2 separate regions of the Homo sapiens genome follow, and region 2 is linked to region 1. The links are chromatin loops, found by intact Hi-C in ENCODE. Cell type or tissue: gastrocnemius medialis. All regions are shown on one strand. Links, peaks and the distances in the headings refer to the core of each region. The heading gives the core; the rest is flanking DNA. Region 1 has its middle 85 kb from the start of TBL1XR1-AS1. Region 2 holds the start of TBL1XR1-AS1 (TBL1XR1 antisense RNA 1).

What was found. A loop is a pair of places that touch in the nucleus more often than their neighbours do. Peaks named below come from ENCODE experiments on the same cell type or tissue, not always from the same donor. Only the 100,000 strongest peaks of a DNase experiment are listed, where the experiment ranks them.
Region 2: it touches region 1 in a loop (3-fold over the local background); 2 of 110 quality-filtered maps call a loop at or near these places.

The regions. Positions count from the first base shown.
Region 1 is chr3:176,944,450-176,960,513 of GRCh38, forward strand. No RefSeq gene overlaps it. Among named protein-coding and RNA genes, the nearest start is that of TBL1XR1-AS1, 85 kb to the right of the region's middle. In gastrocnemius medialis, for the core only: no CTCF peak of the experiment used is centred there; DNase peaks (open chromatin) are centred at 6,522, 6,892 and 9,432; H3K27ac peaks cover 4,710 bases.
Region 2 is chr3:177,033,794-177,045,513 of GRCh38, forward strand. TBL1XR1 (TBL1X/Y related 1) reads right to left here. Exons shown (of 16, transcript NM_024665.7): 11 at 4,520-4,641; 12 at 4,305-4,379; 13 at 405-532. It overlaps TBL1XR1-AS1 (TBL1XR1 antisense RNA 1), which reads left to right and starts at 3,612. Exons shown (of 4, transcript NR_174966.1): 1 at 3,612-3,951; 2 at 4,569-4,657; 3 at 11,104-11,191. RefSeq lists enhancers at 3,587-4,786, 6,128-6,422 and a silencer at 7,833-8,077. In gastrocnemius medialis, for the core only: no CTCF peak of the experiment used is centred there; DNase peaks (open chromatin) are centred at 7,438 and 7,798; H3K27ac peaks cover 3,741 bases.

The sequences.
Region 1 (16,064 bases), core at 3,569-11,568:
GTATCTACCCAGAGGAAAAGAAGTCATTGTATGAAAAAGACACTTGCACACGCATGTTTATAGCAGCACAATTCACAATTGCAAAAATATGGAAGCAGCCTAAATGCCCATCAATCAATGAGTGGATAAAGAAAATGTGGTATATATATGCCATGGAATACTACCCAACCATAAAAAGGAATGAAACAATGGCATTCACAGCAACCTGGATGGAGTTGGAGACCATTGTGCTAAGTAACTCAGAAATGGAAAGCCAAACATTGTATGTCCTCACTTATAAGTGGGAGCTAAGCTATAAGCATGCAAAGGCATAAGAATGATATAATGGACTCTCAGCTGGTGTGGTGGCTCATGCCTGTAATCCCAGCACTTTGGGAGGCTTAGTGGGGAGGATCACTTGAGGCCAGGAGTTTGAGACCAGCCTGGAAAACATTGTGAAACCCTGTCTACTAAAAATACAAAAAGTAGCCAGACATGGTGATGAACACCTGTAATCCCAGCTACTTGGGAGGCTGAGGCATGAAAATCTCTTGAACCTGGGAGGTGAAGGCAGCAGATTGCACCACTGCCCTCCAGCCTGGGTGTGACAGAATGAGACTCTGTCTCAAAACAAAAAACAAACCAACAAAAAGAATAATATAATGTTCCCCCCCAAAATTATTGAAATAATAAAATAAAATAAAAGACTTCCCAGAGCTTTAAAAAAAAGAAACAGCTGGGCTGGGTGGTTCACGCCTGTAATCCCAACACTGGGAGGCAGAGGGTAGGGGATCACCTGAGATCAAGACTTCGAGACCAGCCTGGTCAACATGACGAAACCCCGTCTCTACTAAAAATACAAAAATTAGTTGGATGTGATGGCACACGCCTGTACTCCCAGCTGTTAGGGAAGCTGAGGCAGGAGAATTGCTTGAACCTGGGAGGTGGAGGCTGCAGTGAGCCGAGATCACTCCACTGCATTCCAGCCCAGGTGACAGAGCGAGACTCCATCTCAAAAGAAAAGAAAAGAAAGAAAGAAACAGCACAGTTGCTAAGCAACCATAAAGTGGAACAGAGGCGTATTCCTGCAGTAAGGGTGAGGTTCTTCTATAGCTAGAAGAACATGTGTGGCTTAGAACAGGGATCCCCAAACCCCTGTACAGCAGGCCCAGGCCCTGTTAGGAACTGGCCTGTTAGGAACCGGGCCACACAGCAGGAGAGGAGCAGCAGGTGAGCCAGCCAGCCTTACCACCTGAGCTCCAACACCTGTCGGACCAGCAGTGGCATTAGATTCTCACAGGTGCGCGAACCCTACTGTGAACTGCACATGCGAGGGATTTTGGTTGCCCGCTCCTTATGAGAATCTAACTAATGCCTGATGATCTCAGGGGGAACAGTTTCATTCCAAAACCATCCCTTCCCCACAACCCACCCCCCATCCATGGAAAAAATTGTCTTCCATGAAGCCAGTCCCTGGTGCCCAAAAGTTTGGGGACTGCTGGTTTAAAAGATGAAACAGAATGAGGAAGGAGTGATTCAGGAATTGATTTAATTTGCTCATGGGACTGAGAAGACAAGATTGATTGGATGGTGGACAATGTTGATGGTGATGCTTGATGGTGTGATAGCTGCAAGTACCTGTTATTACCGAGCAAAAGGGGCTTGCTGCCTGATGCACTAGAAATGAATACTACGGTACTGGGTTTTTGAGAAAATAAAAGTTTTTATTGTAGGTCAACCAACAAGGAGACAAGAGTGCAGTTCAAATCTGTCTCTCCTTGCTGGCTCTAAGGCAGTCATTTCATTAGAAAAGTTTCAGGGGATGGGTTCTGAGATTACTAGGTGATGGTGGAAGGAAAGGAGAGGTCTAGAAAGTCCTCGGGCATGCACAGTTATCTCTTCATGCTACCTCGTGGAACACATGTGCAAATTCAGGGGGAATTAGTATGAAACATGGTGGAAATTCGGGCTGTGACGTCAGCAAGCTCATTCTGTACAGACTCGGGCTGGCCATATGGCTTCCAACTGATTTCAGCCAGTTTTTTTAAATCTCACAAGTAAAGGGAGTTTCAGCAGCGTTCCCTTAACGGCAATTCAACACGTGACCTACCAAGTGCCAGCACTTTAGCGGCAATATTTCATATAATCTTCACAGTAACTCTAGGAAACAGGTGTTATAATCTACACGTTACCCTCAACTCACTTTGCCCAAGGTAAATAATAATAATTAGTAGTAGTAGTAGTAGTAATGGTACTACTAGTAGTAAATCTGTGACTAAAACACAGTTCCCTGCAACTTCAAAAACCACACATACCTTTGTTCACCACACTACTCTGCATCTTTGAAATGTAGTGGCTTTTCAAAACATCCCAGTGAGCCTGAAAGTCAGGCTACACATCCGTTTATCCATGAGGGCCTACTTAGCAAAACAAAATGTTTATGGCAAGGCTACACCTTTTTTCATGCAAACGACAATAGCTTTATCGATCCAACAGAGGGGTTGGGGAAGGAGGTACTTTCACAAAGTAGATTATCTACTTATCAGAATTATGACAGTGAAAATGATAGGCCAGGTGTGGTGGCTCATGCCTGTAATCCCAGCACTTTAGGAGGCTGATGCATGCTGATCACTCGAGCCCAGGACACCGAGACCAGCCTGGACAACATGGTGAGACCCCCATCTCTACAAAAAATTAGCTGGACAGCGTAGTGTGACTGTGGTCCCAGCTATTCAGGAGGCTAAGGCAGGAGTATCGCTTGATCCCAGAGGGGTCGAGGCTGCAGGAAGCCATGTTCCTGTGCCACTGCACTCCAGCCTGGGTGACAGAGTAAGACCCTGTTTCAAAAAGAAAAAGAAAAAGAAAAAGATAGCATTACCTGTTAGCCAGGGGTCGAGGCTGCAGGAAGCCATGTTCCTGTGCCACTGCACTCCAGCCTGGGTGACAGAGTAAGACCCTGTTTCAAAAAGAAAAAGAAAAAGAAAAAGATAGCATTACCTGTTAGCCACTGAAATGTTAATATCTGGACATATTTGAGAAATAATAACACAGAGTCAGCTTTTAGAATTTTATTTTGTAATTGGATTGAGGGACTCTGTTGGAAAGTGAGAAAGTCCCTGGGTTACTTGCTATTCTGTGTGTGATCATACTGCTGAAAGAAAGAGATAGAGAGAGGCAGGGGAAACCTTGCTCATCTACACAGACACCACGCCTCCACTTCCATCACCTGTAAAGCAGCACTTCCATGGGATATTCAATTCAACCCAGCATATATTAGGAACTCTTATAACGGTTTCTGGGGCCCAGGCATACACCGGTCAGTGTCACCCCAGAGTATGACTATTATATGAAGTACACAAACTCCATCCTCTAGTCTGCCTTGTTCAAACCAAAATGAAGGTCCTGCCACTCTGCTGTAGTTCCCCAGCATACTCCCCAGGAAGTCATGTACCATGACTGCTGAACTTCCTTCACCAGGCACCATTCCCTCCCCTACAATTGTAAAAAAAAAAAAAAAAAAAGAAAAAGGAAAAAAAAAAGCCTTTTGATCTGTGACCTGCATTTAAAAACTGACATCTGGTGGTTAGGGTGGTAATTAGACATCATTTAAAAGTTATTTCTGCCCTGTTAACTGAGTTACTCTGTGATCAGATTATGGGATAATTTAGATGAATTCAGGCATATTGATTGTATAATCTATAATGTGTGTAATTAATAACTACCCCCTAAAAGCTCTGTGTGAGAACTTGTAAGGATTAGCATTAGGCAAAAAGTCAAGGCCTGAATGGCATTTTCTCCTCAATGCCTTTTATTAACTACATATAAAAGGGAAAGCTTTCAAAGGAGATGAAATCAAGATTAAATGCCAGAATTTATTGACATTGTTGCACAACTTACATCCCTAATGGCCGTAGACTGGTGTAACTTGGGAATTCTCTTGCCCTAGGTAATTGAGGTGTCATCTTCTTGGATTGCACATCTTTAAGGGAGGTGACTCTGGCTGCTGGCTTCTCTTTGATAGTTTTACCCATGATTCTCGAGTCACAAATGAGGCTAACCCAGCCAAGGGGGTTGCAATGATACAGGCTGGCCTGTATTTTTTTTTTTTTTTTTTTCTGAGACTAAGTTTTGCTCTTGTTCCCTAGGCTGGAGTGCAATGGCGCGATCTCGGCTCACTGCAACCTCTGCCTCCTGGGTTCAGGCAGTTCTTCTGCTTCAGCGCCCCTGAGTAGCTGGGATTACAGGCACCTGCCACCAAGCCTGGCTAATTTTTGTATTTTTAGTAGAGATGGGAGAGATGGGGTTTCACCATGTTGGCCAGGCTGGTCTAGAACTCCTGACCTCAGGTGATCCACCCGCCTCGGCCTCCCAAAGTGCTGGGATTACAGGTGTGAGCCACTGCGCCCAGCCATGCTGGTCTGTCTTGAAATGAGCTGATGCCAGCAGTGTAGTTAGAATAAGCTGTTTCTACTTATGCCCAAATAACAACAACAAAGGTTGTTTTACTTTGGTTGTGGTAAAAGTGACAAGGGTCAGATTTCCGTATTCTTGAATCTTATCCCACTGTTTACAGCCACACCAGGTCATCTAAAATATGCACGCATATACACACAAACATTATTTATTATTAACTAAAATATCTGCCCCAAACTCCTTTCTCTTCTTCTACCTTGTAAGCTGGGTGGAGCATCTGTGAGACAAAAGGACATCTTGATCTGTTCTGTAGGCAAACTTAAGACATTCATTCAATGGCTCCTTTGTCTTGGCTCACCTTGGTGTTACAAGGCCCTCAAAGAACCTGATGGCACCTGAACAGGAGGCATACCAAGAAGTGAAGACAGCAGACCTCGTTTAAAAGAAAGAGAAAGAGACGGCATTCACTCAAAGAGAAGGGTCTGCCTTCCCCATTGGTATATTCGAGGAAATGTGATCATGTTTCGTATTTACACATGGGCTGGTTGGGCACCTTCATCAATTTATCATCCTTTTTCTCCACCCATGAATGCACCCCTTGGTGGGATGGTGACTTAATGATAGCAGTTTGTATTTGTTGAGCTCAGCACTCTGCTACGTGTTCTACATGCACTGTTTTACGGTCAGGTAAGTGCCAACACAATCGTCAACTTACGGATAAGGAGCAGAATAATGGAAAGGTTCAGTAATCGATCCCAAATCCACAGCTGGGAGGTAGTAGAGCCAGGATGTGAACTGCCAGTCCTGTCTGACCCCCAAGCATGTGTCTGAACTCCTCAATTTCCCCCATCTAGCTATGTGTTTCCCAAAAAATCCCATTCCTCCTTGACATATGTCAGAGTTCTTCCTCCTTAGAGGTAAAATGGGGGAGAGATAAGGCATAAGGAAAAGAAAGACATTGACAACATGGAAAAAAAAAAAAAAAAAAGACCAGATCTTAAAAAGAAAAACTGGCCACGAGAAATTTTCATTGGTGAGAGAAGCCCAGAGATCTTTAAAATAAAGATGGCTACTCTTCCATTTTAAATTGTTTCCCATGCAGTGTTCTATTCTGAGATCTCCCTGCTGTATTAGTCAGCTAGAGCTGCCATAACAGATTACCACAGACTGAGTGGCTTAAACAACACAAATCTGGAGTCCAGAAGCCTAAGATCAAGGTGTTGGCAAGGTGGGTTTCTTCTGGGACCTCTCTCCTTGGCTTGGAGATGGCTTTTTCCTGGGTCTCCACATGTTCTTTTTCTCTGTGTGTCCATGTCCAAATCTCCCCTTCTTATAAGGACACATGTCATATTGAATTAGGGCCCATCTCAATTATTTCATTTAACTTTAATTACCTCTTTAAAGACCCTTATCTCTCAATGCGGTCTCATTCTGGGGTACTGAAGATTAAAACATAAACACATGAATTTGGGGTTAGGGGAATATGCAATTCAACTTCTAGCACCACCACCCACCCGCCCACACACATACACACACTTTATGCCAGACTTTCAGTAAAAATCTGCAAGATACACTGTCTTGGGTAAAAGAAATTGGTGGAAAATTAAAGACAAAGTTGTCTTCCATATATGGAATTAATGACAAAAATAGAAAAGGAAAAAAAATGGCCAGGAGGTGAGATGCAAACAGGGAATAAGAATTTAACAGAAGCAGGAAATCAAGGTTAGGAAAGCAAAGAAAAATGTGCCAGGAACAGTTTAACCCTACCCCCACCACAGAGATACTAGGATTCCCAACCAGATGTGGATTTGGCCTTGAGTGTATTTTGTTTTGTTTGTTGTGACTATTAAATGAATGATAAATCCTAAATCCTGGACATCTTTGGGTGACATGGTGATAACTGGTATGGCAATTTTTCAGTGAATTACCATTAAATCCCAGCCTATCTAATCACAGGTCATGCAACTCATTGCGGTAGAAATGTAGTCCAAATATTCATCTCTTGATTCCCAGCCCAGTTTACCATCCCTCATCATTAAAACAGAACTAGAGAGGATGACAAGGGCTAGAGGTGAAAACAACAGTGGGCCTCTCCTTGGATCCAAGGCAGCACAATGATTCAAAATCAAATGTGTGGCTGCCCAGGAGAGAAATTCAGGTGACTCACAGACGCTCTTTGACTCAGTCCTGTGTAATGGAATTTCAAAACAGGAATAACATTATTACACCTTCCAGCAATTCACAGCCAATATTTGCAATTAAAAATCACCGGGTTCTAGCCTTAAATAAGGCTGTTGAAGAACTTATGCTAATAAATGGCTCTCCTTCGCACTTACAAAATTATTCTAAGCCATTGGGAAAGGTCACTTCTGCTAACAGTGTACAAAAAAAAGATCTTCCCTTTGGTTCTAATTCTGGGTGAATGGCATGCCTGTGGGGCTGACTGACAGGACCCTGTGCCAGCATGGTGCCACATGCCAGCTGGTCAGTACAGCCAAGGAGCATACGTATGCTGGGCCCTGTATCAGCAGTCTCAGCTGGTCACTGACAAGGCAACCATGCTGAAGACATATTTTGCAATTTGGTCACACTAAAATTTGATTGCGTGTGTATGTGTGAGTCCATGTATGTTTAATGATATGAATCAATACAGTTTATTGGCAATTGTTTTTCAGACTGACAATAAGCAACACAAAAGCTCAAATAAATTGTTTCTCATCTCTTTGGAATCATGTGGAGCAAACAGGTGTAAAAAAGGAAAAGGAAAAACAGCCAAAAAAAGAGGACAGGTAAATGAGACATTTTACAGTACATTAAGGTGTGAGGCTGGCACTGCATTCTTACTAAAATACACACACACACAAATTGGGGCCTTATAGAGGAAAGAAAATAAATTTAATCTCCAGCTCGCCCAATGCAAATTCAAGGCATTCCATTCTTACTGTTCACTCCCAAAAGCTACAATCTGGCCAGTAGGACAAGAATTATGCAGGCATAAAAATATGGAGCAAAAATAAGGGAAGAAAATGGGTCCCTGAAAACCTTAAAGAAATGAAATATACTTTAAGAAATATTGGAGGGGTCTGGAAGCAGACACTGGAACAGCAACCAAATCAGTGTTCAGGTATCCAGGAAGCTGTTTGGGGTGGGAGGGAGTAAGGCTTACGAGGGCGGCCTGACCCCCAGGACGCCACGGGTCGAGTCGAGGAGTTAATGCAGGATGTTGCTGACCAGCAAGAACTTGCAGAGGAGATTTTAACAACGATTTCAAGACCTGCAGGGTCTGGAAGAGTTTGACAAGAATGAGCTCATAGCGGAATTAGAAGAACTCATCTCACTTCAAAGCCATAGGGCTGCATCACTGCTTCCTCTACAGAGTCTGCACAGGGGAGGGGAAAACTGGCCGGGGCAGGGGGCAGTAAGCAGAGCAGCAGATGCCTGCTGTTTATGATGTTGAATTATATAAAATAAACTGTATTTGCAAATCCAACATTTAGCTTCTGGGCTAGATATCATAACTTCACTGCTGAATCCTCAATGGAAAGAGCCACTTGTTTGCACTTGAAGGTGTCTGAAAATGTCATCTCTGTCCTTTTAAGACAGGCAACTTGTTCCACGTTTCTCTGTCAGACTTGTATGGTACTGGAAGAAAAGCCATTTTTTAAAAGTCATAGACCTTCCCTTGTCCTTAGCTGTAATAATACATCTGATTTTGGTTTCCTAAAGAGTTGTATTTCTCTTCAACCCTGTATGTACCTCTCTTGCCCACTCCTCATTCCCACTCCACTGGTCTTTCGGAGTTTGTGATTCTTATTTGAAATTGACAATATTCTCTTGAGAGCAAGTAAGATTGTTAGAATTAAATTGCAGCCATAGAGTTTTTAAATATAATTCTAAGGTCCTTGAGGCTGTTTGTAGTAACTGCTAGATAACTTGTTGGAAACATGTGCACACATTTGTATTCAAATGAAATTATAGTTTGCACTATCATCTATTAAATATCTTGATTAATTTTTTAAGAAAAGGAAAATATTGGAAAACCCCAAAAAGCAATTTTATTTTGTTTATTTATTTATTTATTTTGAGACGGAGTCTCGCTCTATTGCCCAGGCTGGAGTACAGTGGCTCAATCTCGGCTCACTGCAACCTCTGCCTCCCAGGTTCAGGTGATTCTCCTGCCTCAGCCTCCCGAGCAGCTGGGATTACAGACACATGCCACCATGCCTGGCTATTTTTTTTATTTTTGGTAAAGACAGGGTTTCACCATGTTGGCCAGGCTGGTCTTGAACTCCTTACCTCAAGTGATCTGCCTGCCTCAGCTTCCCAAAGTGCTGGGATTACAGGTATGAGCCACCATGCCTGGCCCAGATAGCAATTTTTAAAAACTTAGATGCATAATAGCAAAACGGAGAGTCATGTGGCTAATCAGCATGCTTCCATAAACACAAAGAATTCCAAAGATGATAATCCTGACACCAACATCATCAGTATTAAGGTTCTTCTAGTAATAAGGAATAAATACAAACTCTGGCTAGATTCAGAGAGATACGAGAGGAGAAAGGGGGAGAATGAATTTACTGGAAGGACACTGGAAGGAGTTCGTAAAGCTCTAGGGGCTTGAAGGGTAATTTCCTGTAGAGCATTGATTTTCAACCTTGATTACATAATAGAATCACACGGGTAACTGTAAAAAAAAAGAAAAAAGTAATGCACTGACTCCACTCAGACAAATTACATCAGAATCTCAAGGGGTAGGGCCCTTGAATAAGTATATTTTAAAAGCTTTCCAGCTGATTTTAATGCATAGCCAGGGATTGAGAACTACTCCTCTGGAATGTTAGAATTAACACCCCTCAATCTTTATGACTCCCTGGTCCAATGCTTTTAGCTCAAAATTCCAAAATTCCCAGGAGAGAGATGTAAGTGGCCCAGTTTACATTCATAGGATACCACTGAACAAATTTAGCCACTGCCAAGTAAACAAGGTCATATTGGACCAGACACAGCCGCTGGGAGTCCATGTCTGTGGGTCAGGGCAGGTTGAATTACTGTGAGCTGGGCAGCCACCCAGAAAGTGTCTATTACACCACCCATGGGTGTGATGGGAAGTTTCATGCTTAACCAGTACTCCCTTCTTCTCTGAGAACACACAGATAAAATGACAAGACAGAGTCCAGATTCCAGTAGGGCAGCCCAGGGTGACACCGAAGGGACTGCAGAGATGCTTCGTACACCCCAGCCAGTGAATGAATCCTCCTATGTTCATTCATTCAAACACCAATGTCACCTGGTAAAAGTTCTGGGTTAGAGATAGAAAAGAATGATTTGTAATTACTGTAACAAAGTGTAAGTCTCTGATCTGCTCACCTTGTAAATGTGCAAGAGCAGCTTAAGCAATAAAAGAAAAGCTCTTAAGTACATAAATCTTTCCTAGACGAGCTAGTTTATGCCAATGGTAATTTAACAGGCCGTCTTCTTCCCTAAGTAGTGTCAAGATAAACTTCAATCTGAATTTAGTTCTAACACAAAGTTGGAATTAAAGAAATTCAACCTAACTTTTTTAATGTAATAAATAAACAACTATTCCAGCTGTGACATAGATATTAAAGGGAAACACATTGCGTATGTAGAATAATTTACAAATCGAAAACAGTATATATACTTCAGAACACAAGCAAATGAGAAGTACCTGCAAAGCGTGCAGCACCAGGAGAAATCAAGGTGAGACAGCTGCTGCTTTCAAGACAGCCACCAGTTTGAATGGGTAACCAAACCTACACTCAAAGAGACAGTCAAGTATCTCAAGAGAGCATGCAATTCAGAGTCAGAATGAATGATTCATTGGTAAGGGCCACATGAGTACACCAAAATCCAGAGTAGTTTTGAATCATGAGCCCAGCCCTGGCCCCAGAGGTCTCTCACAGTAGACCATGGAATGGGCTGGTCAATCTCATTAACATCCCACTGGAATCCAAAACACACAAAAGCCTAGGGATCATGAAGGAAAAGCTGTATATTCATACTGCTTTCAGTGTGGTTCGGGAGAAAAGAGAGAAAACAGCAGAGCCCTGAAGTATCAGGTAAAGCATATAAGGGACTGTCACACAATACAGTCATCTTTGTTTGGATTCTTCCATAAGCAGAGCTTGAGACAAGGAATTTGAGTGCAAGTAATTTATTTGATAGGTGAAGGAAAACATGAGTAGGGGCATGGGGACCTGAGACCGGGAGGAGAAGACAGATAATATAGGATGCGTCATCAAGTGGGTTACCCCTATGAGCAATTGGATCTTTTTTTTATTTTTATTTTTTGTATTATACTTTAAGTTCTAGGGTACATATGCACAACGTGCAGGTTTGTTACATAGGTATACATGTGACTTGTTGGTGTGCTGCACCCATTAACTCGTCATTTACATTAGGTATATCTCCTAATGCTATCCCTCCCCCCTCCCCCCACTCCACCACAGGCCCCGGTGTGTGATGTTCCCCATCCTGTGTCCAAGTGTTCTCATTGTTCAATTCCTGCCTATGAGTGAGAACATGCGGTGTTTGGTTTTCTGTCCATGCAATAGTTGAGAAATTGGGTCTTAATGCTGCTAGGGAGAAAAATCTAGGTGAAGAACACACAGTCAGAATGATCCCACCCAGGGTGAGGGATCTAGGGTATGTATACACCAACAGCCATTAGTGATTGGTAGAGGGGTGCTGTAGGGGAAAACAGGAAGGTGTTAATAACCTGGCAATTTGGCCAGGCACGGAGCCTCACGCCTGTAATCCCAGCACTTTGGGAGGCCAAGGAGGGCAGATCACAAAGTCAAGAGACCATCCTAGCCAACATGGTGAAACCCCGTCTCTACTAAAAATACAAAAATCAGCTGGGTGTGGTGGCAGGCGCCTGTAGTCCCAGCTACTCAGGAGGCTGAGGCAGGAGAATCGCTTGAACCTGAGAGGTGGAGGTTGCAGTGAGCCGAGATCACGCCACTGCACTCCAGCCTGGTGACAGAGTGAGACTCCATCTCAAAAAATAATAATAATAATAACCTGGCAATTTAGGTCTGCTGAGCATATAGGTAGATTGGCTCCAGGAGCCAGGAAAAGCTTTCAGTGAATGGGAAGTGAGATTGGCAGTTGACTTCAGCTGGTCTATGATGAAATGGTAAGACTTGAATGGATAGGGTGAGGTCTAACAGCATTTGCTATGATTTCCCACAGTAGAAAGAGCACTAGATTTGACATGAGGATACCTATGTATGAGGCCAAGACCACTAATACCTAGTCCTGGGGATGGCGAGAGAAGCAGATGCAGATGATACATCCTTTACAAATCATAAAGTATAATATGCACACTAACTGTAATTATTAACTAAAAATTTTCAAAACTGAAGGATTATAGCTAGTATGTAGAAAAGGGAGTAGTCCCTAAAGTCACAGTCCTGTGTTCAAGTCCCAGTTCCACCCCTTCTTGACTCCAGGGCCTCATTTCAGTAACTTCACCTCTCCTTACTTATCAAATGAGGGCAATTAATAATACCTACTTCATAGTTCTATTAGGATTAAAAGCACATAAGCATGTAAACCATCTAGGACCATATCTAGCAAATGGTAAGTATCAACTTCATCACCCTTCTTATCATCGTTAAGTAGAAATGTTTGAATGTTACACATAAAGTGAATAGTAATGCAGTAAATTCTATCACAGTTAATTTCTATTGATCTATGTTAAAAGCTAGTGCACGCAATAACAATAAGTGGATGGATGGATGGATGATTGTAAGGCTAGAAGTAGAGACTGTAGAGAGAGTGGTTAAAAATAAAATACTCATTTTATGTTATTCTGTTTTCAGATCACCTAAAAGCAAATGTTCAATATTTTCTACATCGTCCTAGATGCTGGCTGGTAAGGGTTTAAATTACACTAGCAAACAAATACAACCAGGAGGGTACAGTGTCTGTGAAACTAAAACCAATTCCTATTACGGAAAATCATTTTTTATATGTCTGCTTCCCTGCTTTAGTAAACAGAACACAGAGAACATAATTGAATATTTGATGATTGAAAATCTTGCAGTGTCTGTGAGTTCTCATACTGAACATCAGTTCTCATCACACAAGCCTGTAGGTGTACTTGTGGGATGGCAACAGATTACACAGAAACTTTAATGGCCTTGAGAAGCACTCATAAGGCTTCTTTTTCTTTATCTTTATCCTTTAAGAAATAAATAAATATTTGATATCAGTTGGGTAAGGTTTTTGTTTGTAAATTTTTTCCATCTGATTAAGTTTAGGGGAATTTTGTTTGTCTACTGCTCTCTGAATAAGATGAGCTCTCTCTGCCTCTCTGCACACTGAGTCGGGGAAGTTGAGGGGGTCCTTTATCACCTTCCTGAGCACTGTGGGACTAGATACTTTCCTCTACTGGTCTAGACCTAGAGATAAGGTTAGTAAGCCCAGCTTCTCATCCTACAGTAGCATCTCCAGGCATTAATCTGGGGGACTCTTCCAGATGCATTCTGAGTTTTTCAGCAAAGAGTTGTTCATAAAGAGCCAGGCCCACCACCCACCACACATCTCAGCTCTCTCTGGTCTGGCCTCTCTTCCTGTTCTCAGCTCTGCCTATAAGGGCCTTTCCTAAAGTAATGAGGCATCCCAGGATGCACCTGCTCATGACCCGTCCTCTCTCTTCTTTTTTTCTTTTTTTTAATTGTTGTTTTCCTAAGACGGAGTCTTGCTCTGTCGCCCAGGCTGAAGCGCAGTGGCACAATCTCAGCTCACTGCAACCTCCACCTCCCGGGTTCAAGGAATTCTCCTGCCTCAGCCTCCTGAGTAGCTGGGACTACAGGCACCCATCACCACGCCCAGCTAATTTTTGTATTTTTAGTAGAGATGGGGTTTCACCATGTTGACCAGGCTGGTCTCGAACTCCTGACCTCGTGATCCACTCACCTCGGCCTCCCAGAGTGCTGTGATTACAGGCGTGAGCCACTGCTCCTGGCCCTGTCCTCTCCCTTATTATGCCAGCCACATTGAATCCCAGAAGTTATGCTCTGGACATGGGCCTCTCAATGGATGTCAGAGGGAAAAAGTCATGGGGGGAGGATGGAAGATCTAGGGAACATAGTATAATTATTACTGGTTCAGCAGATAATTGTCTTGCAAATAAAAGCCAGTTACCTGATTCATTGACTGGAGAGGTCTCAGAGTCCCAGGTTTAAAGGTGAACATTGACCTTAGTCACCGTTTTCTCGCTCTATAATATTCTGGTTCAGTGAGTGGAGGATATAAAGCCATAGAGTGCTTTTCAAAATCTAACCCCAACCATGTTTCAGTAAAAATACAGTCTGTATAGATTCAACTCTGTTTCCTCCTTGGTTTATAGCTTTTGTGCTAACATTTTTGTAGTCATTTGTGGCTATTTTCATAGGAAGTTTTGAGGAGCGTTATCAGGCATTGCTTTTTAATTACCATACCAACCCAGAAATACCAGAATGAGAAGACTGAAATTCCAGTTACAATAAAAACTGCACATAAAAGTCATCTAACCATTATCTGCAGATATCAAGAACGCAGTAAAATAGTGCTGGATTCTGTGCACTAAAGCTCATGCCCTTGGCTCCTGAGAAAGCCCTCAATGCAGAAACTAACAGTTGTCTAATCCAATAGCTGTGCTTCTTTTCCTCCTCAAACAGCTCAGTTTGTAGTTGGGTACATTATGGCCCAAAATAAAAGATCCATTTTTCATTATCCCCTGCTGCTGAGTGACCATGTGACTAAATCCTGGCCACTAAATTCTAGAAATGTTATATAGGACTTCAGGAAGTTTCCGTAAAAGTGAGGAAGTACACTCTTCTTCTTTCATAATTCCATTCTGCTGCTTGGAATGCAGATGTGGTGGCTGGAGCACCAGCAGCACCTTAAAACATGACGATGAAAGTTTCATGCCAGAGATAACAGAGCAGACAGCTGGAAGGAGCCTGGGTCACTGATAAATTTCTTGAGTCCCTATTCCAATCTTATATTTCTGATTAACAAACCACCTAAAATGTAGTGGCATAAAACAATAGCAATCATTTACTGTAATTCTCTCTCATAATTCCAAGTGTTGTCTAGGGAGCTCTTGCTCAGGGCTTCTCACATGGGGCTGGAGTCATCTGAAGACTTCCTCACTCACATATGCAGAGGTTAATGCTTATTATATGACTGGGATCTCAATTGCTGCTCTAAGTCGGAACACTTGGCTTCCCAATGTGGCCTGGACTTCCTCAGATGCCTTACAACATCTGCTTGTTTCTGATCTTGGAATCTAGCTGCCACTTAAAGCCCTTTGTGATCTGCTCTCCAAAGACAGGTTCAAGGATGAGGTCTCAGACTCACTTCTGGGAAAAGGGAGGACAGGGAATGGCAAGATCGTGGTTCAGGAAAAGCAGAAGATATTGTTACAGCCGTCTTTAAAACATAAAAATCTAGTCAGGCACGGTGGCTGACACCTGTAATCCTAGCACTTTGAGAGGCCAAGGTGGGCAGATCACCTGAGGTCAGGAGTTTGAGACCAGCCTGGCCAATATGGTGAAACCCTGTCTCTACTAAAAATACAAAAATTAGCCAGGCGTGGTGGCGTGCCTGTAATCCCAGCTATTCGGGAGGCTGAGGCAGGAGAATCGCTTGAATCTTGGAGGCAGAGGTTGCTGTGAGCCGAGATCGTGCCATTGCATTCCAGCCTGGGCAATAGAGTGAGACTCAGTCAAAAAACAAACAAACAAAAAAGGCCAGACACAGTGACTCATGCCTGTAATCCCAGCACTTTGGGAGGCCAACGTGGGCAGATGACAAGATCAGGAGTTCGAGACCAGCCTGGCCAACATAGTGAAACCCCGTCTCTACTGAAAGTAAAAAAATTAGCTGGACATGGTGGCTTTGGCGCACGCCTATAATCCCAGCTACTCAAGAGGCTGAGGCAGGAGAATCACTTGAACCCAGGAGGCAGAGGTTGTAGTGAGCCGAGATCATGCCACTGCACTCCAGCCTGGGCAAGAGAGCAAGACTCTGTCTCAAAACAAAAACAAAAACAAAAACAAAAAAACAAACCAAAAAAACACTTAAAATCTGTCAACACCCCACGCCAGCCCTAAATGCCTTACTTCCACATGTATCTTATGTGAGAAGCAAACATCCGTATTGTTTGAGTGGGTGTTACTATGGGTTTTTCTCTGATGTGCAGGCCAGCCTGATCCTGACTGATAGAGCTCCCGAGGCCATCGCTCATACTTGATCTGCATACACTTTACACACTACTCTAACCGGCTTGTTCCATCTGGAGGCTCCCCCCAAGGAAGATAATTGACAACGGAAGAGAAAGGGGGCGGGGCGAACGTTGTTACAATCAAGTCAGGCACACTCATAGCAACACCAACGGAGAAAAGAAATGGAAAAGTCATATACAGTCACCCACAGTATCAGAAGGCATAGCTGTCTCTATGTGGCCATTTCCTAAAAAGACAAGCAGCAGAACTATGTGAGTCAAAAAACCCTAGAGATTATAACTAACTAAGTACAGTAGAATTCAAGAATTAACAAGGCCCCTATAGTATTAAAAAGGCATTGAGTTTACTTATGGCAGCCTGATTAAAGATGATTTTTGTACATATTATTACTGAGGACAATCTCTGAGAAAA
Region 2 (11,720 bases), core at 3,151-11,150, 89 kb after region 1:
CTGGAGGCCATCATGCTAAGTGAAATAACTCGGGAATGGAAAACCAAATATCATGTTCTGACTTGTAAGTGGGAGCTAAGCTATGAGGACACAAAGGTATAAGAATGATATAATGAACTTTGTGGACTGGAGGTGGGAGTGGGGAGAAGGCTGAGAAGAGAGGTGAGGAATAAAAGACTACACACTGGGTACACTACACTGCTTGCAAAACCAGTGCACAGAAATCAGCACTAAAGAATTTATTCTTGTAGCCAAAAACCACCTATACACCAAAAACTACTGAAATTGGAAAAAAAAAAAAAAAAGTTTCCACTTCATGAAATCTTCCCTAAACTTCTGTCATATCTATTGGAAGTCTGATTTGTAGAAGACTCATAAAAGGAAAAATGAAACAGAAGTATCACCTTGCTAACATAAGGTTGGCATTTGGATTATTAGTCCCTGGTCCTGTTGGACTCCATTTGATAGTATAAATTTCTTTATTATGTGCTTGCAAATCATGGACACAATTGTCTTGTTTCATACTCCATATCTAAACAAAAAAGAAAAATGTATACAATTATTTTTCCATACAATGAGTATATTTAAAATATTATTTTGACACTTAAAATATTATATGGACAGTCTAAAACATGAGTGATATAACCAGAATGATGATAGAATATTTACAAAGAAACTGAAATGCAATAGGATATATTTAATATTTACATCTCTGTTTAAAAAAAAAAGTTAGCTTTAAGCCCTTTAAAAATATTCACTATTACAAAGTTTGAAGACTGAATTAACTATAGTTGTTCTGAGATTAGTTAACGATCCTAAAATGTTGAAGGCACAGTTTTTACACTGTCCCTTAAGCAAAAGATCTACATAATAAACTGCTCTTAGAATTTTAGAATCAGGAAAATTTTACAATGGAGAACTGAAAATAAATAACCAACTTATAAATAATGAGGACTCACAGAGAACCGTAAAAAGTAGCATAGGAAATAAAGCTCAAATGAAAAGTAGGAAAAAAAAAAAGTAGAAAAAAGTAGTCAAAGTAGAGAATAAGCCTTTCCTGAGATGAAAATATGCCTGTGTGTATAGATTTCAAGTGACTATTATTTTTGAGCAAAAATTCATAGAAATCAACACGAAGAGTATTTCTGGGAAAAAAAAAATCACTCAATAAAGACATGGTAGGTCCTGCAGTTATCTCCTTAACACATACACATACAACATGCCAAACCCAAGGAGGGCCAACCAAGAAAAAAATCAGCTCAACTTTACATTTCCGTGACATAACCATTAAAAGATAATGAAGCATCAGAGTGTTTTTGGTGCCCTATGTATTTACAACCCCAAGTAAAATAAATCTGAACGACATGTTTTCAGAACTGATTTCATTAGACCTTTCTAATTCATAGAATTTGATACTGTTGGCCACTCTCAACTCTTACCTCCCTTGAAATAAGTTTCCTCTACATACTTTCTTTTTCCACTTTCTCAGTCACCTTCTCAGTTTCCTTTGGAAAGCTCATCCCTCTTGATTTGGTGATTGTTAGAGTTTCTAAGACTCACTTTTTTAGGTCCCCTCTTTTCTTACTCTGTACTACCTACACAGTTTTGTCCCTGCCCCAATTTTTTTTTTTTTTTTTTGGAGATGAAGTCTCACTCTCTTGCCCAGGCTGGAGTGCAGCACCACAATCTTGGCTCACTGCAACTCCGTCCCCCGGGTTCACGCAATTCTCCTGCCTCAGCCTCCAGAGTAGCTGGGATTATAGGCACCTGCCGCCACGCTCGGCTAAATTTGGTATATTTAGCAGAGATGGGGTTTCACCATGTTGACCAGCCTGGTCTTGAACTCCTGACCTCAAGTGAACTGCCCACGTCGGCCTCCCAAAGTGCTTTAATTATAGGCATGAGCTGTGGCAACATGGGGGCACTAGCTGTGGGTGTCTGCCTGCAGACCCTGACCCAGCAATGGATGAATAAAGTACACTAACACACAGATATCCTGTTTCGCCAGTCCAGCTGAGGGTGTCCGAGCCATTTACAGACTCCCTGGAGAGTTCTGTAAACAGTTGCGACCATGGCCCTATCCGCTAGTGAGACTCAAATTTATTCAGTAAGATTAATTCACAAAGGCTTGAGTCAACACCATTAGAGGGTAACTGACATTGTGGACTTCCCAAGTAAAAAGCACTTAAGCACCCATGGCACATCAAAGGTTAGTCTTAATATTATATGAGTAAACAAGCTAGCTAGGTAAACTACCCTGCCTTCCTTTATTACTAGTTTAATTTGTTTAACTAAAGGTAAAGGAACCAGGCCGCGTTCAGCCAGATCTATTACTGAAGTTACTTCTCAGTTTTCCAAGAAGATATGTGTCTATTTCTATAACTATCTCTAATATTTTTCCCACCAGCCTGATTGAACCCCAACAGTGAACCACCAGGCCTGGCCATGCCCAAGGATTTTAAAGACCACCTATCTGCTGAGAATTCCCAGTTTTTAATCTTGAGCTTACAGTTCTCTAAGCATCAGTCCCACCTATCTCCTCCATTCGCATGACTCAGCGTCACCTTCTCATTCCATCTGGCATTCCCTCTTCTCAGAAAACGGCCCATTACACATTATCCATCCATCCTAGTTTTTGCTTTAAAATCCTTTGTGACATTTAAACATTCTTAGGATGAAGAAAAGCTCTCTAACAATTTCTAGTTTTAACCTCTCTCCAGCTTCAACTCAATATGTGGCACAAGGCCCTCTGGACACTGCCCTTCTGTCATTTCCTCATATGTGTCACACACAGTTCCAGAAGAAGTTTTTTTCATGTTATAAGCATTAATACGTGTGCACATAAGGAAAAGCCAAAGATGAAAGCATTAAGAAGAGTATTAATACTAGCAATTTTGTAAGGGAGCCCAGACTTAAGAAGAACTGTCTAAAAACATAGCAGATACTTAAAGGAGAAAACCTCACAAGTTTCGCAAAGTTAAATTTAATCTGTTCATAGTAGCAGGAAAATCAGTTTTCCCTCATGATTTTCATATCTGTAACGGTCATCACATCTGCAGTCCTTGGTACTGCAAAGTCAAGGATAAAACTGTTTTCAGTAGAGGGTTAGCTGTTGCAGGAGAGGGCTCAAAGCTTCATTTATTTTGGAAATAAGTATTACGTTGTTCTTTATCTCCAAATGCTTTTTTCCCCAAATGAGGAATCTGGTGTGCTTAGGTGCGAGACAGCAGTTTTGCTTTTAGTCATACAACAAGAAAAACAGAGATCCATGTTGAGATGTGGATGTTGGTATGTCAACTAGGCTCGCTCACTGAGAGATTCTCTGCTATGTATCAGTTTCCCAGCAATGGTGATACATAGTCATACCACAGCAAAATCAAATTAATACAACGCAAAGAATTCCAATCAAATCCATGAATGCTACAAAGATTTTGAGTACTTATTAAGTCAAATCTTTACATATGCAAATAAACTTTAATTGCAAATAAACTTTAATTGCCTCAACATATGACTTTCTAATGGTGAAGACAATTTATAGCATGACCTTTCTTACTATTGGTGATGTCTAATTTTATCTGTCTTCTTGACTGAGTCACAGGGTACAGATATTTGGTGAGACATTATTTCCGGCTGTGTCTGAGGGTGTTCCCAGTTGAGACAGGCATTTAACTTAGCTGACTGAGAAAAGCAGACTGCCACCCTCCCCAATGGGCGGCGGGGGGGGCATCACTCAGTCCAGTGAGGCTCTAAACAGAACAAAACCGCCAAGGAAGCAAGAATTCTCTGCCTCAGCCTGACTGCTGAGTTGGTATATTGGTCTTCTGCTCTTGGACTGGGACTTACACCATTGGCACTCCTTCTCTGGCCCTGGAATGGAACCACACCTCCATCTTTCATGGGTCTCCAGCTTGTAGACAGCAGACTGTGGGACTTCTCAGCCTCTATAATCACGTGAGTCAATTTCTCACAGTAAATCTCTCATCCATCCATCCATCCATCCATCCATCCATCCATCTTCTTATTGGTTCTGTTTCTCTGGAGAGCCCTAACTAATAGGGTATCATATGTCTCATTGTATCACAAGCCATCATTTTAATATAATTTGCTACATTCAAATAGTTTTATGTATTTCAGAAAAGAAACTATAAAATTTAAAAAACAATGGTTAGCCATTTAAAATGTTGGAGTTTTCATGCAGGTACAAACACTCCATGTAAGACAGACATTCTAAATGGTCTTAAAATGGCCAGAGCAACCATACTGTGTGACACCGCCAACCCATTTCTCCCTACTAAGCAAATTACCTTTAAAGTCATGTCGTCAGAACAGGAGGCCAAGAGATTGCCAGTTGGGTCCCATTTGATAGCATTTACTTCATTCTAAAAATAATAGTAAATATTCACATTTTCATTGTATAGACTGGGTAGCTACTTGAATATTAAACATACATACTTTAAAACTATTCTGAAACATTACTTGTTAATCATGACCACTTTAATGTGGAAAAAAGGTTTCTTACCGTATGTCCTTGGAATGTTTTAATAGGTCTGTCTTGTCCTAATTTACAGACATGAATGCACATATCTGTACTACAAGAAGCAAAGGTGTTGTTGCTCTGCCAATCAACATCCAATGCTGGTGCTGCAAAGGAACAAAGGTTAGATTTGCTTTTATTCCACATGTACTAAAATCCAAGAGTTTTAGCTTTGAACCATTGTTGACTAATAAAATATACTAACAGGCACTTAAACATTTTACTTTATACTTTTTAAGATATTAAGAAAAAATTAAAATAAAAGTATCTATATACAACAATATTAACAAATTTCAATTTAGTTATTTCTAGGTGAGACAGACCCTAAGAGAAAGTACACTGGCCTAGTAACTGGGAGATGAAGGTTCCTGAGAGCTGGCTCTGTGGGTCTTGGGTTCTCTTTTATAAAATGATAAAATTAAATGTGATGATATCATGCTTTTCATTTCTAAAATCTGTGAGTGTTCAATGGACAAGAAGCCTCGGTTCTGTCACTGCATAATTAGTGGACACAAGCAAGTCACTTAACCTCTATGATATATCCTCTTTAGATAAGGGTAACATGCAAGTGTTACCCTCACACACAAGAGTGAGGATAACACACAAGTTGAGCACCCCAATCTGAAAATCCAAAATCCACAATGCTCCAAAATCTGCAACTTTTTGAATGCTAATATGATGCCACAAGTGGAAAATTCCACACATTAAATGCTTAATACAAACTTTACTTCATGCACAAAACTAGTAAAAATACTGTATAATGATGCCATCTGGCTATATTATAAGGTATATGTAAAACATAAATTAATTTCATGTTCAGACTTGGGTCCCATCCCCATGATATTGCCTTATGTATATGCAAATATTCCGAAATCAGAAAAAAAATAAAAATAAAAAATGCAACACAATCCTGGTCCCAAACACTTAGATAAGGGATACTAAACTTGTACTATCTTTATCCTTAGTACACATGGTGAAGACCAGGTGAGATCATGTGTGTGGAAGTACTCTGTCAATTACAAGAGTTAGACAAATGTTATGCTGAATAAGTATCATTCCCATTATCATCTACTCAACTAACAAATGGAATACGGCATATGATTTGCAAATAATTTTCTTCTAAGCAACTTTTGCCAAATACCTCTTAAAATCTGTTCTTGTCAAACACCTCTTAAAATCAAATGCCCCTTAAAATCAATGAATTTAAAAATCTCTGAAGCCCCAAAGCAGGCTGGCATTTAATACTTTGAGTTTAGCTCTGAAATTATTGAACATCCTTGTCTCCTGCTGCAAGGTGCAAAAGATCTCCGTAATTAGCAACACAGATTATGGTAATAATAGTGAGTAACTGGGTTAGGCAACAGAAGCATATCAAAGACTGCATTTAAAGCAGGGGTTGACAAACTATGGCACATAAGCCAAGAATGGCTTTTATAGTGCAATGGGGGAGGAGGGGATCAAAGGAAGACATACAAATGTGGAAAAATGAGATTTAAAGTTCAGTGTCCATAAATAAGAGTTTTATTGAAACCCAGACAAATGCATGAAGTTGCATATTACCTATGGCTGCTTTTTCACTACAAGGGCAGAGCTGATTAGTGGCAACTGAGATCTTATGGCCTACAATGTCTAAAATACTTTCAAGTCCTTTAGTGAAAGTTTGTCAACCCTAATTTAAAGAAAAAACTTAAAGGGGAAAAACAGGAGAGTTAAAGTTGAGCTGTGTGGCCAGGTGTGACTCAGCGCTTTGGTAGCAAAGGCAGGAGAACTGTTTGAGCCCAGGTGTTTGAGACCAGCCTGGGCAAGACAGTGGGACCTCATTTCTAAAAAATAAAAAATTAGCCAGGTGTAGTGGTCCATGCCTATAGTCCCAGCTACTTGGAAGGCTGAGGCAGGAGGACTGCTTGAGCTGGGGAGGCCGAGGCTGCAGTGAGCCGTGATTGCACCACTGCACTCCAGTCTGGGCAACAGAGTAAGACTACTATGTCTCAAAAAACAAAAACAAAAAGTTTAGCTATGTATACTAATTAGTAGAAATACAAAGCATTTAATAAAGGAGATTAGAGACGTCTGTGGAAAGGGAAAACAAAGCCACAAACTCCCTCATTGTGTATATCCAAGCATAATAGTAACTGGCTATGTTAAAAATGAAACATAAACAGGTGCTTAAGCAGTTAAACTTATCAGCCAAGAGATATGTCATGCGTAAGAACTTGTAACTATGGATAGGAGAAGTAAAAAGAATGGGAAAAGAAGATTTAAAGCATTTAGGACTCAGAAAGGAAATTTTAATCAGAACTATACTGAGATTTTTTTTTTTTAAAAGATAAAGTACAACAGGAAAGAGTGAAATTGATTTCACTGCCTGGCTAAAGACAAATCAGGTAAGCCCCAAATCTAAAAGTACTAAGTACTAAAGAACAAAGAAGCGAATTGTAGTAATATGACCAGACATTAAAATAATTAGTTTTGGGTATATTTCTACAATGAAAAACTAGGTATCAGGACACCACTTGGATAGAGTAAGCTCATAAAGGAAACAGACTGGAAAGAAAAGATTTAATGGGAACTTACTATGGAGGTTACATGAAATTTCAAATAACTATATTTTTAAAATATTTAATCCTCCCTCAATCAACCTTTTAACAAAGTGCCATATAAAATTATTAACATAAATTCACCTTTTATACAAAATTTCAAATTATGAGAATTCCCAACAAAGTAAACATAGTCAAAAATCACACCTCAGAGTTGTCAGGCTGAGTAAGTTGCAGGCTGTATTTTTATTCTAGTCATGAAGCAGCACTGCTTTAGCTGGTGTTTGCTCTTCCTGCCCATAAGCCTTTTTGCCTGTGCTGTGTCCAATTCCCAGCTGAGTGCTTCACTGCTAAGGGCTGCCAGGGACAAACTTCACAGAACTGCCTTGCTCTGCTGCTCTGTATCCAAGCTGGTGTTGTGTATGTTTTTGGGAAGGAGGGAGGGAGGAGAGATCTAAAGACCTAGCACCCTTGGTTCAATGTAAGAAAAACTTTGAGGTGCAAGCTCCCCTCTGCACCAGGCTGAGACTGGGCCTTTCTTCACCAGAATCACTTCCTTCCTTGGCTTCTTCCCTCCCCCCCATCCTGCTTCCCATATTTCTTCACTTATTTCTCCTAAGAGGTTTTCCACAATAAGTCACTTCACTCAAATGTTTGGCACAGGGCCTGCCTTTTGGAGAAACCCAACCTAAATCAACTAGTAAACAAAAATATGTGCCAACTTTATCCGCATGATGTGTGAACTCTGCCTCTACTTGTGTGTATCACCATTTCTGACAGCAATGTGGATGACTGTCCTGTTCATTTGGCAGTCAACTCTCATTCGTTCCTTACTGCACTCTGCCCTGCTAGGATGTGCAACCCAGGAGGGCTATTGTAAGTTATGTCCCGGGTTCCTGTGCCTAGTGGTTTCCAGATGGGTTCATACAATGTAAGACACTGTCAGGAGTTCAAAGTGAGGAGTCCAAAGTTAGGAGTAGTAAGAAGACAAGCACGACTGCCATCATTTCAGGCTGGGTGTCGAGCATTGCCAGGCAGCCTATCCTCTACAACCCAGTCCCCACTGGACAATCAGGTCCTGCCTTCTCCTCTAGAGTCTTAGACTTCCTTCAATTAGTCTCTTGGTTACCTCCTATTCCTTAGTTTTTCACTCTTCCCAACACCTCTGCAAATATTTCTTTGTATTAAATTCCCTTTATTGGAGTGTCTAGTTTACACGTCGTTTTCCTCCATGGAACCTAATTCAGTAACTACTGTGCACTTTCATTTTGACTGTGCACTTTCATTTTGACATTAAGTATTATCACTTAAAATACAATTCTAAAAATTTTAATTTTTTTGGTTAGTAATCTTTCTATTGTTAACAAGTGCAAAAAAATGGGGAAGGGAGGCCTGAAAAATCCAATTAGAAGACAGTTAAAGATACATTAAAGTGTTATTCACAAGGCCAAATATATGTCAGGATGTTCCAGAGGTGTTAATTTTATACAGGGCAGCCTGCAAAATGTTAGAGAGGAGGCTAAAATAAACAAAAAGTAGCATTAAAACAAACACGCTATTAGGTTCATAAAAGAAAAACAAAACCAAACTACATAACCAAATCAAGATTGTTGGGATGTAGGAAATGTTGCAACGTAGGTTGTGTGATTAACGCTTTTGTGATATGCCTGCCTCATAAAATACAGTGCTTATAGATTGATGTAATCAAAGAACACATACCTCCTTATTTTATATTTACTCTTAAAATGAGTCTTGATAGTACAAGTTCTTTAGAAAGAAATATCTAACATAAAAAAAAATTTTATGTACCTGACAAGTGAGAGAAGTGTGTTCACTAATACCCATCTCATTTTACACATAAGAGGCTATGAAAACTTAATTTTCCCAGTTAAATAATTTCTTAAAATCTTGGAGCTAAAGTTAACATTTTTGTCTGCTCCACCCCTCTTCTGATTTACTTTCATTAACCCATGTAGCCTCCATAATTTTAAAAGAGAAGGAATGAACCTATGAGCGAAGAAGGATGCATTTATTACTGACTTTATTTTTAAAAAAAAAAGCCTTTATTGACATATAATTCACATACCAATTCACCTGTTTAAAGCATACAATTCAATGGATTTCAGTATATTATTAACTTATAAAATCTCTAGTCAAATATAAAACTTTCTAACTTAATTTTGATTTCTCCTTTGGCCCATGAGTTATTTAGAAGTGTGGGTTCCTGAGTACTTGGGCTCTTCCAGAGAGCTTTCTAATACTGATTTCTAATTTAATTCCATTGTTGCTATAAATGTCATTTAGGTCAAGTTATCGGATAATCTTCAAATCGTTTATAGCCTTACTTCCCTCTTCCCATCTTCTCAGTCCATCAATTATTGAGAGAAGAATACTAAAGTCTTCAACAATTGGAAGCACAATAATTTCTATTTCCTTTGAAGTTCCATCAGTTTTTGCTTCATATGTTTTGAAACAGTGTTATTAAATGCATTATCATTTTAAAATGTTTTGTTGAATTGACTGTTTATCTTGTATTAATAACCTCCTTTTTCCCTGTAAATCTTCTGAGCTTTGAAATCTAGTTTGTCTTATATTAATGTAGCCATTTCAGCTGTCTCTTGCTGAAATGCATACTTATACACTTGAAATGTATAAATGTACACTTGATTAGTGATAGCATGGTATTTATTTTTACATCATTTTATTTTCAGCCTATTGATATTTTTGTATTTGAAGTATATTTTACATAGGCAGTATATAGTTGAGTCTTGCTTGTTGATTCAGTCTCACAATCTCTGCCTTTTAATATTTAGGCCATTTACACTTATTTTGCTTTGTCATATGGTTACATTTAAATTTACTGTACTTCTGTTTATCTCTTCTGTTCTTTCCCCTTTTTGTATTTCTACCTTCATTTGGATTAATTGGATATTTTTTATGATTACATTTTCTTCTCCTTTGATGGGTTCTTAACTGTAATTATTTTTAGTAGTGTTTTTGGATTTATAGTGCACACCTTTAACTTGTCACCATCTACCTTGAGGTGATAATTTTAAATGGGCTAAATAATCTTATTTTCTGCCCCTCTTCCCTCCCCTACCTTTTTACCTAAGATTCTAACTATGTAGGTATTAGTCTGCCCAAAGTTTTATCACAACTCACTGATGCTCTGTCACCACACCCTCTTTTCCAGTCTATGTTCTCTGCGTTTTTGGATAGATTCTATGCTGCCTCCAAGGTCATAAATCATTTCTTCCCGCAGCATCGAATCTGTGGTTTATCCTAACCAGTGCACTTTTCATCTCACATGTTGTTTAATAACATAACTTCATCTCTAGAAGTTTAATAACATATCTTCTGTGTCTCTACTTAGCTTTTTGAACATATGATATGGTTAATCTTTGAACAATGTGAGGGTTAGGAGCACCAACCCCCTGTGCAGTTGGAAATCTGCACATAGCTTTTGACTCCCCAAAATCTTACCAACTAATAGCCAGCTGCTGATTAGAAGACTTACTGATAACAGTTGAATAAGATATATTTTGTATATTGCAGGAATTAAAAATTATGCAGAATGAAGACAGACCAAAAAAGAGTATATACTGTATGATCCCAATCATACAATGTAATCTAATCTCTGGGGATGGGAGAGAGATATCACTAAGGGGCAAGAAGAAACGTCTGAAGGTAACAGATGTATTCATTATCCTGAGTGCGGTAATAGTTTCAATGGTGTATACATATGTCAAAATATATCAAATGGTTCAAGTAAAATACATACAGTTCATTTTATGTCAACTGTACCTCAATAAAATTGTCTTAAAAACAAAAGTATGGTAAGAAAGAATACGATGGGTAAACTGAAGCTTATTTATTCGTAAAAATACTTTGATACTATGTACCTCATCAGGTTGTAGTCAGGACTAAAGGGGACAGAAAGAGCACCATCTCCAACACAGAGTTGGTACTAATCATATGGTACCTAGCAATAGTACCATAAACATACTTACTTCAACTTTACATTACTCCTAGGATGTACGAGAAATTAGTATGATTAACAGCCAAGAAGCCTGAGAGAATTCTGAAAACTAGAAGCAAAGATGAAAAGGAAGCACAACAGGTGAACAAAAATGTATGTGTAAATGCTTATTAAGTGGTGAGCTTTAATCAAGTTGAATTGTTTAACGATGTTTGCAAACTTATTCAGATACTACAGAAAAATCATTTTGCACCTTATTTTGGCTTGTTTAGGCACACTAAACAGAGAATGAAAAAAAAGCAAAATGCCTGAAGTTGCAAATTTCCATTTTAAAGTTGATGCTGTGCCACTGGCTCGCTGTTTGTAAAAGGATGTCATCAAAGATTTGAGAATAACCAGGGTTATTTTAGTCAGTCTCCAAACTGAAATTTTTTCTAGCACAACAAAATCAAAGAGACAGCTAAATCAGGTAGTACTAAAACCACTGGGTATCTTGTTCCAGTTTAACATCATTTAGTTACTGCAGTCGGGAAACTCACTGAAAAGCGGCGCAAAGGTTCTAGGCTTAAACGGAGCGTGGGCACAAAAATATGGCTGGCTCTACTCAAGCTGAATGTCTGGGTGTGTGACTGTATATCATGAAGGACGGAGCACTATTTTCGAGGTCTGA